Regions from separate parts of the Homo sapiens genome. Here region 1 is linked to region 2. The links are chromatin loops, found by intact Hi-C in ENCODE. Cell type or tissue: IMR-90. All regions are shown on one strand. Links, peaks and the distances in the headings refer to the core of each region. The heading gives the core; the rest is flanking DNA.

Region 1 (5,373 bases), core at 102-5,101, 110 kb before region 2:
AGGCCTTTTGAGTGGACGCACCATGTCTACTTTTTCACTTAGCATTCCCTGTAAGTTGGTTTATATTAGTTCATGGAGATGTTTATTCTTGTTTATGGCTACATCCTATTCAATTGTATAATGTACCTTGTTTATTCATCCAGTCTCCTGCAGATGGGCATTTAGGATGTTTGCAGTCTTGTATTATTACATCTAATGCTGCAGTGAGTAACCTTCTGCATATCTTGTGTTTTATTTTGGAGATGTGTCTTCAGGGTAAATTCTTAGCAGTGGGCCTACCTACTCAAAAGGTAAATGCGCGTCTGTGGTTGTTAGATATTATCAAAATCCCTTCCATAGAGGTCACACCAGTCTGCGTGCCTGTCAGCACTTGTACAGATTATTAATTCATTGTTACATTTTGTCTTAAAATTAAGTTAGGAAGTTTGGTGAATAAATGTGTTGAGGATTATTTTATTTGATAATACGGGCATTAACATTGTAATAGTAAACGCTTACATTAGAGATTGCTGTATACCAGTCACTTCTATTTTTATTTATTTTATTTTTATTTTATTTTATTTTATTTTTGAGATGCAGTCTCGCTCTGTCGCCCAGGCTGGAGTGCAGTGGCACAATCTCGGCTCGCTGCAACCTCTGCCTCCTGGGTTCAAGCGATTCTCCCTGCCTCAGCCTCCCGAGTAGCTGGGACTAAAGATGCACGCCACTACGCCTGGCTAATTTTTGTATTTTTAGTAGAGACGAGGTTTCACTATATTGGCCAGACTGGTCTGGAACTCCTGACCTCAGGTGATCCGCCCGCCTCCGCCTCCCAGAGTGCTAGGATTACAGGTGTGAACCATGGCGCCCAGCCACCAGTCACTCTTCTAGGTGGTTTATACAAACTGATTTAAACTTCACAACAACTCTGCTGATGTCCATCTTAGTTTCCAGATTGAGGAAATTAAGACATGGATAAGGTAAGTAGCTACTAAGGTCCCAGAATTTGAACCCAGGCAGTCTAGCTTGAGTTTCAGCTAATCATGGTGGTATGCTGATACTCTGTGCTCATTTAAAGCAGTTGGGGGCCTGCACACGGTGGCTTACATCTGTAATCCCAGCACTTTGGGAAGCTGAAGTGGGCAGATCACGAGGTCAGGAGTTCGAGACCAGCCTGGCCAACATGGTAAAACCCCATCTCTACTAAAAATACAAAAATTAGCCAGGCATGGTGGCACAAGCCCGTAGTCCCAGTTACTCAGGAGGCTGAGACAGGAGAATCACTTGAACCTGGGAGGCGGAGGTTTCAGTGAGCCGAGATCGCATCACTGCACTCCAGCCTGGGCGACAGAGTGAGACTGCGTCTCAAAAAAATAAATAATAAAGCAGATGGGGAAAATGTATCAATCGAGAGTGTTTTCATCTGTGGTCGTAAGCAGCTGTGTGCTGCTGTTCAACCTTTTCCCCTTGCCATGATGGATGGAAGAGTCACTCTTGCTAGGTGGAGAGAAATGGCAGATAAAGTACCCAATATCCTCTACAAAGGGAGAAGGGGCTGCAGTCGCAGGTATCTTTCTGGGAAACGCAAATTGAGGTGTCTGCCACTCCTAATCTTGGAATTTCCTTTCTCTTAAGGTATGAAGAGCTTTAGGTGTTGCCTGCGGCAGGAGCCCTTGGCAGGCTCTGAGACAGACTTTCACCAGTGCAAATGTTCCTAGGTGTGCCTGTGAGGCTAGCAGGCTGGCCTGCCTCTAGACCTGCCTTAGGGGCCCTTACACACACCACTAACCTCTCTGGAATTCCTCTTCTGCCACCTCTGGATTGGGAGCAACCCGTGGAGGGAGGCAGTTGGAATGTTGGGGAGGGCATGGGCACTAATGGGTTCCAGTCCTAGTTCATTCTCTGGTGACATTTGAATCAAGCAAGTGCAGTTCAGATGGATGAGAAATTGATCAAGAAGCAAAACAAGAAAACAACCAAAATTGGGGAACTTCACCCCTCTCAGGCCTCCTTTTCCCATCTTTGTAAAGTAGGGATAAAATTTCTTTCTAGTCATTGTGGACATTAGAGGAGGTACACATGTGCCTGGCATATGGTAGGTCTTCAGTGTGATTAATGACCTTGAAAACATCTCTAGGACGTCATCTCTGAGTAACACTGATCCAGCAACCTCATTCTTAGCCCCTACCCTTTTTGGTTGTGGCATTTCAGTTTGTGGTGTAAATACCATCTCTAAAGACAACAGAGCGTAGAGGGATGGATATCCTGTGACCGTTCACTGTGATGATGCCTGGTGCTGCTCCTACAGGATGCCACAACCGAGTTCTGAGGTATTTAGTATTGTATTCCTTACCCTGCAAGGCTTGCAGATAGCCGAAAGGATGCCAAGTGCTGTCTTGATGCCGTCTGTATTGATAAGGCAGAGATGGTGTGTTCTGACCAGGAGACAGATGACAGGCCAGTAGCAGTGATGGTGAGAGCTGGAGGAAGGAAGCGGCTGACACTCCCACTGGAGATGAACAGCACACCCTGCTGGCTCACAGTGAGACGGCCGAAAGTGTCTCCCTGCGCTTGACGCTGAGGGACTCACAGCCGGAAAGGAGAGGAGAAAGCAGGGGTTTGAGGCCAGGAATTGGGGGTGGATTCTGTGTGGGTCAAGAACTCCTTTCCCCAACCTTGGGCAGTATTTCAGATGGGACAAGCCTAACCTTTCAAATGTTTCTAACCTTGTTACGAAATTACTATGAAAATTTGGCTGGCGTGGTGGGTCACACCTGTAATCCCAGCACTTTGGGAGGCCGAGGTGGGTGGATCACCTGAGATCAAGAATTCAGGTCCAGCTTGGCCAACGTGGTGAAACCGTGTCTCTACTAAAAGTACAAAAATTACCTGGGCATGGTGGCGGGTGCCTGTAATCCCAGCTACTGGGGAGGCTGAGGCAGGAGAATCACTTGAACCCGGGAGGTGGAGGTTGTAGTGAGCTGAGATCGTGCCACTGCACTCCAGCCTGGGTTATGGAGTGGGACTCACTGTCAAAAAAAAAAAAAAAAAAAAAAAATTCCTGGCCAGGCACGGTGGCTTATGCCTGTAATCCCAGCACTTTGGGAGGCCAATGAGGGGTGGATCACCTGAGGTCAAGAGTTTGACAGCAGCCTGGCCAACATGATGAAACCCCATCTCTACTAAAAATACAAAAAACTGGCCAGGCGTGGTGGCTCACGCCTGTAATCCCAGCACTTTGGGAGGCCAAGGTGGGTGGATCACGAAGTTGTCAGGAGTTCAAGACCAGCCTGACCAACATGGTGAAACTCCGTCTCTACTAAAAATACAAAAATTAGCTGGTCATGGTGACGTGCGCCTGTAATCCCAGCTACTCAGGAGGCTGAGGCAGGATAATCGCTTGAACCCAGGAGGCGGAGGTTGCAGTGAGCCGAGATTGAGCCACTGCACTCCAGTCTGGGCAACAAGAGTGAACTTCATCTCAAAAAAAACAGAAAAAAGAAATTCCTATGTAAAAATTCATTTAATGACAAGATATTTTCATGGGTAATGTTCTGTAACAAACTTATTTCTTGTGTAGAACTGAATTAACTGACATTCCTAAGTGATCATCAAGCTCCTCCATCCTCCCTGCCCTGCCTCCCCACAAATCTCACCCAAGCAGGATCTTCAAAGAACTATTTAAAGTTCTGCTAGAAAAGGCAAACCTAATGTGAAGCATGTAAGTTTTTGTTCTGGGAAGAGTTCAACAATTTATATGCCTTTTTAGGGCAATAATTTATTTTAAAGAGTGGGAGTGCAGCTGTGGCCTGTTAACATCTGCCCTTGATATTTAAAATATTTGGCACAGTTTGTGAATCTGTTTTTTACCTATTCAAAATCATCTAACAAATGCTAGCCTGGAATTAAACTTTGGAGTATATAGGACACAACACTGTCACTGTTTAAGCTTTGTATATAGAAAATATGTGGGTGTCGAGAAGGTATATTTTATTTTATTTATTTATGTTGAGACTGTCTCGCTCTGCCACCCAAGCTAGAGTGCAGTGGTGCAATCATGGCTCACTGCAGCCTTAACCTGGGCTCAAGTGAGCCTTCCACCTTACCTCCCAAGTAACTGGGACTACAGGTGCATGTCACCATGCCTGGCTAATTTTTGTATTTTTTTGTAGAGATGAGGTTCACTATGTTGTCCAGGGTGGTCCCAAATTCCTGAACTCAAGCGATCCACCTGTCTGGGCCTCCCAAAGTGTTGGGATTACAGGCGTGAGCCACTGCGCCCGGCCCAATACGTTACTGTTAACCATAGTCATCCTACTATGTGATAGAATACCAGAACTTACTCCTCCTATCTAATTGTCACTTTATACCCATCAACCAGCCTTCCTCATCCTTTCTTCCCCCATCCCTTTCCCAGTCTGGTAACCACTGCATTAGACAGATTTTGGGTTTGATTTGTTCTATGGGTGACTGGTAGGTCTGACACGTCTTTGACTGTGGGCATCTTCCAGGTCCCACAGAACACCCTTTGAGAACATTCACATGCCGGGTTTCTGAGGCTTGATAAAGGTCCATGTTTTTATGAGCCTTGGAATTTGGACTCTGGTGATAGTACCTTTCAGCCTCTGTTTTATCTCTCCTGCCCCACCTTCTCTTCCCCCTCACAATCCCTGCCCCAGAGGAAATAAGCACTGTGAATTGGTGAATTTGTCATAACTAGGACAATGCTGGGAGTTTTTTCCCCCTAGGAGCAGGTTTCTCCCTGATGCCTATGGATAGTACAGTCCTAGCCACAAAGGGGAGTTCAGCAAACATTGCCTGCTGCTGGTGCTGAGTCCTCATAGGAATCATCATCAAGAACAGCCTCAAACCAGCCACTGTACCAGATGGCTCTCCCCACACTTGGAACCGTAAATAATTTCTGGCATTGAGCCGAATCAGAACTGCTCTGACATAAAAGAAAAACTGTAATCCATAGCCCCAGGCCCAACACCTGGGCTGTCTCAGCTGGGAACTTGTTTCAGGTCGACTTGGGTTTGAGTCGTGGCCCCAGAACTTCACAGTTGTGTAGTCATGGAGAAGTCAGTTAACCTCAGTGAATCTCAGCATCCAGTGAGAAAATCCTCATCTCCTTTATAGGGATGCTGGATGTGTGCCTAGCACAGTGCCTGGCTTGCAGACAGTGTCCCCAAACAGAACCAGCCCTGAATAAATTGTGTGACACACAGGCCTCAGTTCTTGAAAAGGCTTGAGAGACCAGGCATGTGGCTTATGCCTATAATCCCAGCACTTTGAGAGGCTGAGGCTGGAGGATCACTTGAGCTCAGGAGTTTGAGACTAGCCTGGGCAGCACATTGAGACTTTGTCTCTAAAAAAAAAAATCAAAAAAATTAG
Region 2 (5,373 bases), core at 145-5,144:
TAGGTGATTCTCCTGCCTCAGCCTCCCAAGTAGCTGGGATTACAGGCGGGCACCACCATGCCTGGCTGATTTTTGTATTTTTAGTAGAGATGGGGTTTCACCGTGTTGGCCAGGCTGGTCTCAAACTCCTGACCTCAAGTGATCCACCCGTCTCGGCCTCCCAAAGTGTTGAGATTACAGGCGTGAGCCACTGTGCCTGGCTGCTATATTCAATTCTAACATATAAGTCAAGAATAATTTTACAGCAAAATAATTGTTACATATGTGAAACTCTCCAAATAGTAAAACAAAAAAAACAAAATAAAACCACCCAAGTTTCCACTGACGTTTACTAATTGGTCCCTGGGCTGGTTGTCTGGGATCACTTGCTGCGGGCAACTGGGAGCAGGTTGCAGAGCCTGAGGAAACCGCCTGGGAGCTCTAACCTAATATTTGCCAAGGGACGGGATGGGATGAGTGGCATTCATTTTCAGCAGAAGGACGGTTTCTGGGATTCACAAATCCCCATGGCCCCAGCACCTGGCTGTTAGGAAACCAGTGGCTCTTAAGCCTAACCTACTGGTCCTGCCTAGGGAAGATCCCAACCACAGGGTGGGGCCTGCAGGCCCTTCCAGAGCTGCCCTTGTCTACCTGTCCAGCCACAGGCACTGCCAGCACAGGGGCACATCCGCCTGGTCCAGAGAAGCATCTCCCCAGGCAGAAGCGCCTGCTGTCTCTGCTCTCAGCCTTCTTCCCTACACCGGCCTGGTCTCTTCTGCCTGCACACTCCTCTACTGCCATCTGTCAGTACCCAGCTCTAGTGTCCCCTCCAGAGCCTCGGGCCAGCTGACACCCAGCGTGGGCCTGCTTTCAGCTACTGTATCCCTCCCTCTATCGGCTCCTGTTTTACTGTCGTCATTGCTGCCCCATCTGGCCCCTCCCCTGGTACGGGACACATCATCTGTCCCTTGCCACGGTTTCTGGGTCTGACTCCTTTCTGGGCTCTGAGCTTCCCAGGACAGGCCTGGATGGGTAAGACAGCAGAGGGGCTGGGTTTGGGGGATGGCCACTCTGGATCCCAGGTGGACAGGTGCCCGAGAGTGACTGGCTGCCCAGGGGGGTCGTCCAGGGAGACTTGCCGGCCTGGCCTGAGGCTCAGCCATGCCCACTGCTTGCCCCTCCTAGAAAGGCTGGGGTGAGGGTGCACGAGGCGAATGGGACTGGCTTTGGATCAGTGCTGCATGAGGGTAGGTGAGAATGGGCTGTGAAAACACTTCCTGCCATGGGGAGAGAGGAAATGATCCCACCCCAGCCTCAAACTAGCTGGCATCCCCGAGGGAGGGCAGGCCCCTGTTGCAGCACTGCTGGGGTGATCAGGGCAGCCGCTTACCTTCTGTCTTGTGGGCTGTGGTCTCATCTGCAGAGTCCCCTTGTTTGAGGAATTTGGCCACGTCGTTAAAGATCAGGTAGAAATCAGTTGCAAACACGATGGTAGCAAAGAAGCCAAACACCTGTGGACAGGGTGGATGGGATGCATCACAGGGCTGACTCCCTGCTCCGGGAGGCTGCTGCCCCAGCCTCACGGCCCATTTCAGATCTGCTTGGACAAACAGCCCGAGTGTCAGGCACAGACCCCTGTGAGTAACGGAAGTGGGAAAATGAGCTGTGAACTTGGTTTGACAAACAGCCTTTCAAAACCCCGGGTAGAGTCAGTCTTTAATGAGAGGACTTTGGAATCATCATCGGGACCCACATGAGACCCCAGGGGGGCCCCAGCAGGGAAAGGCTCTGCCCCAGGTCCCACCCTAAATGAGGGGCTAGAGGGGCATCTGCAGTTTCCAGAGGGGTGGGGCGGCTGCTCACCCCAGCGGCTTTGGAAGCCCCATCCGAGTACTTGGCGATGGCCGTGATGGAGATAGCAAAGTAGATGAGGGCCGCGGTGACACAGCGCAGGAAGTCCTGGGGAGAGAGGGGCATGCTGCCCTGAGCCCCTGGAGCTGAGCACAGCATGGGGAGGAGGCCTGGCAGCCTGGTCGTGTTCCCAGCCCCAGGCCTAGCACCTGAGGGCTCCTATCCCATCCTGGCCCCACCCACATGCCTAGGCCCTTGTCCCACCCCCGAGGTGCCTCTGCTGCCTTGCCAGCAGCTGACACTGCCCTATCCCGGGTCCAGCGGGGCTGCTGTCCTAAGCTCTGGGCAAAAAACTGTGTGGATCAGGGTGCAGCCTGCCCTGCGATGCGGTGGAAGCAGAAGTTGGAAACACCCCCACCTGCTCCCTTCCCGCTCTCCATTGGGGAGATCTGGCTCTGGGCCTCGGCTTTGTCACACTCTTGTGGCCGATCCATTCATGGACCACAGTTTCTGCTTATCCGTCCCTAAGATGGGGACACAGAGGGTGCAGCCCTCCTGAGGCAGCAGATGCTGGATATGAAGTCAAGAGACAAGGGTTCAAGTTGAGCCTTTGCTGCCCTTTCTCTAGGACACATTTCATTCAGCGAGGTCCACTGGGGTCTGGGCCCTCACAGGTGATAAAACGAGGTCAGGGTTGCCGATGGCTGAAGTCTGGGTAAGCCCTGCAAGTCCTCAGTTAACCTGTCCTGCCCACGTGGAAATGGCTTGAATTCCTGTGGCGGCAGCTCATTCCTGTAGGCCCGGTGGGGAGCACCGGCGCCACCTGGTGGCCAGAGACCCCTCTCCGGGTTCCCTGCCTCACAGACCTGCTCTAGAGGCACCACAGCCCACTTGAGGTCACAGGGCTGCTGAGTAGTGGAGCTGGGATGATCTGAAGCTGGGTCTCTCCATCCAGTTCTAACCAACTGCAAACTCCAGCACACTAGAGAAAGGATAAGGGCCCAAGTGCACGACTCTGGACTCCTCATCTGGCCACTTTGTGCAGGGCACCCCTCCCTCCTGGGGCCCCTGTCCTCACCATCATGGGCCAGCACAAGCCCTGCCACTTGTCATTCAGCTGCATGGCATCAGCAAAGAGGAAGTACAAGGCCAGCAGGAACTCCAGCAGAGGCGCTGTGAGGAAGGCAGATGCTGAGGACGCCACATAGCAGATAAAAGTGATGAATGAGAGACCCTGCGGGGAAGGAGTTTGAGGTGAAGTCAGAGCCTTTTCATGTTCCTTGTCCAGTGCTCCTCTGAGCCAGGCCCTGTGGTCAGGATAGAGGAGGTTCCAGCAGGGGAAGCCAACTGCTCACAGTCCCGCAGCTGGGAAGTGGCAGAGCCAGATTAGAATCCCAGGCCAAGCACAGTGGCTCACACCTGTAATCCTAGCACTTTGAGAGGCCCAGGCAGGTGGATTGCTTGAGCCCAGAAATTTGACCCCAGCTTGGGCAACATGGCAAAACCTCATCTCGGCAAAATATACAAAAATTAGCCGGGCATGGTGGTGTGTGCCTGAAATCCCAGCTACTTGGGAGGCTGAGGTGGGAGGATCACCTGAGCCCGGGGAGGTCGAGGCTGCAGTGAGCTGTGATCAGGCCACTGCACTCCATCCTGGGTGAGAGAGAGAGAGACCCTGTCCGCACCCGCCCCTACAAAAAAAAAAAACCCAGCATGGCCCAGGCTCACACCTATGCTGCCTCCCAGTCCTGGGCATGGCCCTGAGTCCTCACCTTACCCCACCCCAGCTCCCTGACAGGACCTAGTCAGAAAGCCCCAGCCTTCCAAGCACATGCACTCCACTCAGTGCCCTGCGGAGGGAAATCAAAGCGAGGCAGGAACCAGTTTCCAAAAAGTAACACCCAACACCAAAGACGTGTGCTCGTCACTGAATGTAGATTTCACCTTGAAAAGAAAAAACCTTGAACCTTAATGATATGCGTCCTGAAGTGTTCAGAGTTGAAATGTCCTGATGTCTGCAATTTATTTTGTGTTAAAAGATAAAATGCCTTGATGGACAGATAGATAAAGCAAAAAAATCTTTTGGAGTTTTAATGTATTTGCAAATTTTCATAATGATAAGAAAGGAACATCTAACAGAGGGTGCGTTGGCACTGACACCTCAGGCCCTGCTGCCTTATTCATACAGGGCCAGCTGTGAAAGGTGGGGCCAGCTGTACTTGAACTACAAGAATCAAAATGTTCACTGTGGTCTTGCCCACAACTCTGTAGGTGGGAAGAGCTGATGCAGGAGGATGTTGAGCCCTGGGCAGTCCTGCAGCCCAGGTACGCTGCAGAGCAGGCCAAGGTGACCTGTTGGCCAGCCTGGGGCTCCACAGTGCCTGGTACCCTGAGGCTCACGGGCATCTCCTCTGACCCTCACATCCACCCATGAGCACAGCCCCACTTGACAGATGAGAAGACTCTGTCACATGGCTAATCAGAGGCTACTAGAATTTGAACCCAGGGCTGGCTGACCCCCCAGATAGAGTTATCTTACCTCCGCCCCAGAGATGGAGTCTTGCTCCGTCTCCCAGGCTGGAGTGCAGTGGCACGATCTCAGTTCACTGCAACCTCCACCTCCGGGGTTCAAGTGATTCTCCTGCCTCAGCCTTCCCGAGTAGCTGGGATTACAGGCGCCCGCCACCAAACCCAGCTAATTTTTTTATTTTTAGTAGAGACAGGGTTTCACCATGCTGGCCAGGCTGGTCTCGAATTCCTGACCTCAGGTGATCCACCCACCTCGGCCTCCTAAAGTGTTGGGATTACAGGCATGAGCCACCACGCCCGGCCCAGGTAGAGTTCTTAAGCAACTTGGCCCTGTGGGTGTTGGGGAGGCCATCTGTCCCTGGTTTCTGTCACTGTGGCTGCGTTTGAACATGTCTATGGCTGAGTAGTTTCTAGTGGGTGCAGGAGTCCCCATGGGGACACCCAGATGCCCCACAGGAAGCACTGTGGCTGCTTCAGACAAATGAACTGCAGGGATCCCAGGGGGTCCCCAGAGCACCCCCATTTGCTCTGCACATGGCCTTGGGTGCAGCTGAGCCCCCTTTGGAAAGATAGACTAAGGCATAGAGACGGGCTGGGAGGCTGCTGGGGCCTCCCAGGAAGGCCTTCCATGGGACTGACCCAGCTCTGGCCCTCCCCTTCCTGTCTCCTATGCCTGCACCCCAAAGCCTAATTCTGGGGATTCCCCTCTCAATTCCTGTTTTTTCATCCCGCGATTTCTGGGGCCACTTCCTCTCTCTGTTTCTGTCCATCTCAGCCTCTGCACTTGCTTGGCCTGGGGGTGGGAGTGAGGGGACTAGGGAGGCAGGAGTGCCCTCAGCGGCTCCTGTGAACCCTGAGTGCTGACCGTTCACCCTTCCTTATCCTCCCTGACCTGGATTCCTGACATCTGCTGGGCCCAGGGTGGCCTCTATGCTCCTGCTGGACATATGCCTCCCTCTTATGAGGTGGTCTTGGGTGGGGATGGGGGGGTTCAAGCCACTCTGGGGACGGTGG

What was found. A loop is a pair of places that touch in the nucleus more often than their neighbours do. Peaks named below come from ENCODE experiments on the same cell type or tissue, not always from the same donor. Only the 100,000 strongest peaks of a DNase experiment are listed, where the experiment ranks them.
Region 1: a loop joins it to region 2, with 9 times the contacts of the local background. A loop is called at or near these places in 9 of 110 quality-filtered maps.

Annotation. Positions count from the first base shown.
Region 1 is chr16:66,714,343-66,719,715 of GRCh38, reverse strand. No RefSeq gene overlaps it. Among named protein-coding and RNA genes, the nearest start is that of CMTM4, 20 kb to the right of the region's middle. In IMR-90, for the core only: a CTCF peak has its summit at 2,503; a DNase peak (open chromatin) is centred at 2,165.
Region 2 is chr16:66,606,000-66,611,372 of GRCh38, reverse strand. CMTM3 (CKLF like MARVEL transmembrane domain containing 3) reads right to left here. Exons shown (of 5, transcript NM_181553.4): 2 at 2,909-3,064; 3 at 1,843-1,938; 4 at 1,370-1,490. It also overlaps a transcript of CMTM4 not described here. Among named protein-coding and RNA genes, the nearest start is that of CMTM3, 4.0 kb to the right of the region's middle. RefSeq lists an enhancer at 1,562-2,373. In IMR-90, for the core only: a CTCF peak has its summit at 2,655 (motif pointing left); a DNase peak (open chromatin) is centred at 2,612; H3K4me3 peaks cover 62 bases; H3K27ac peaks cover 417 bases.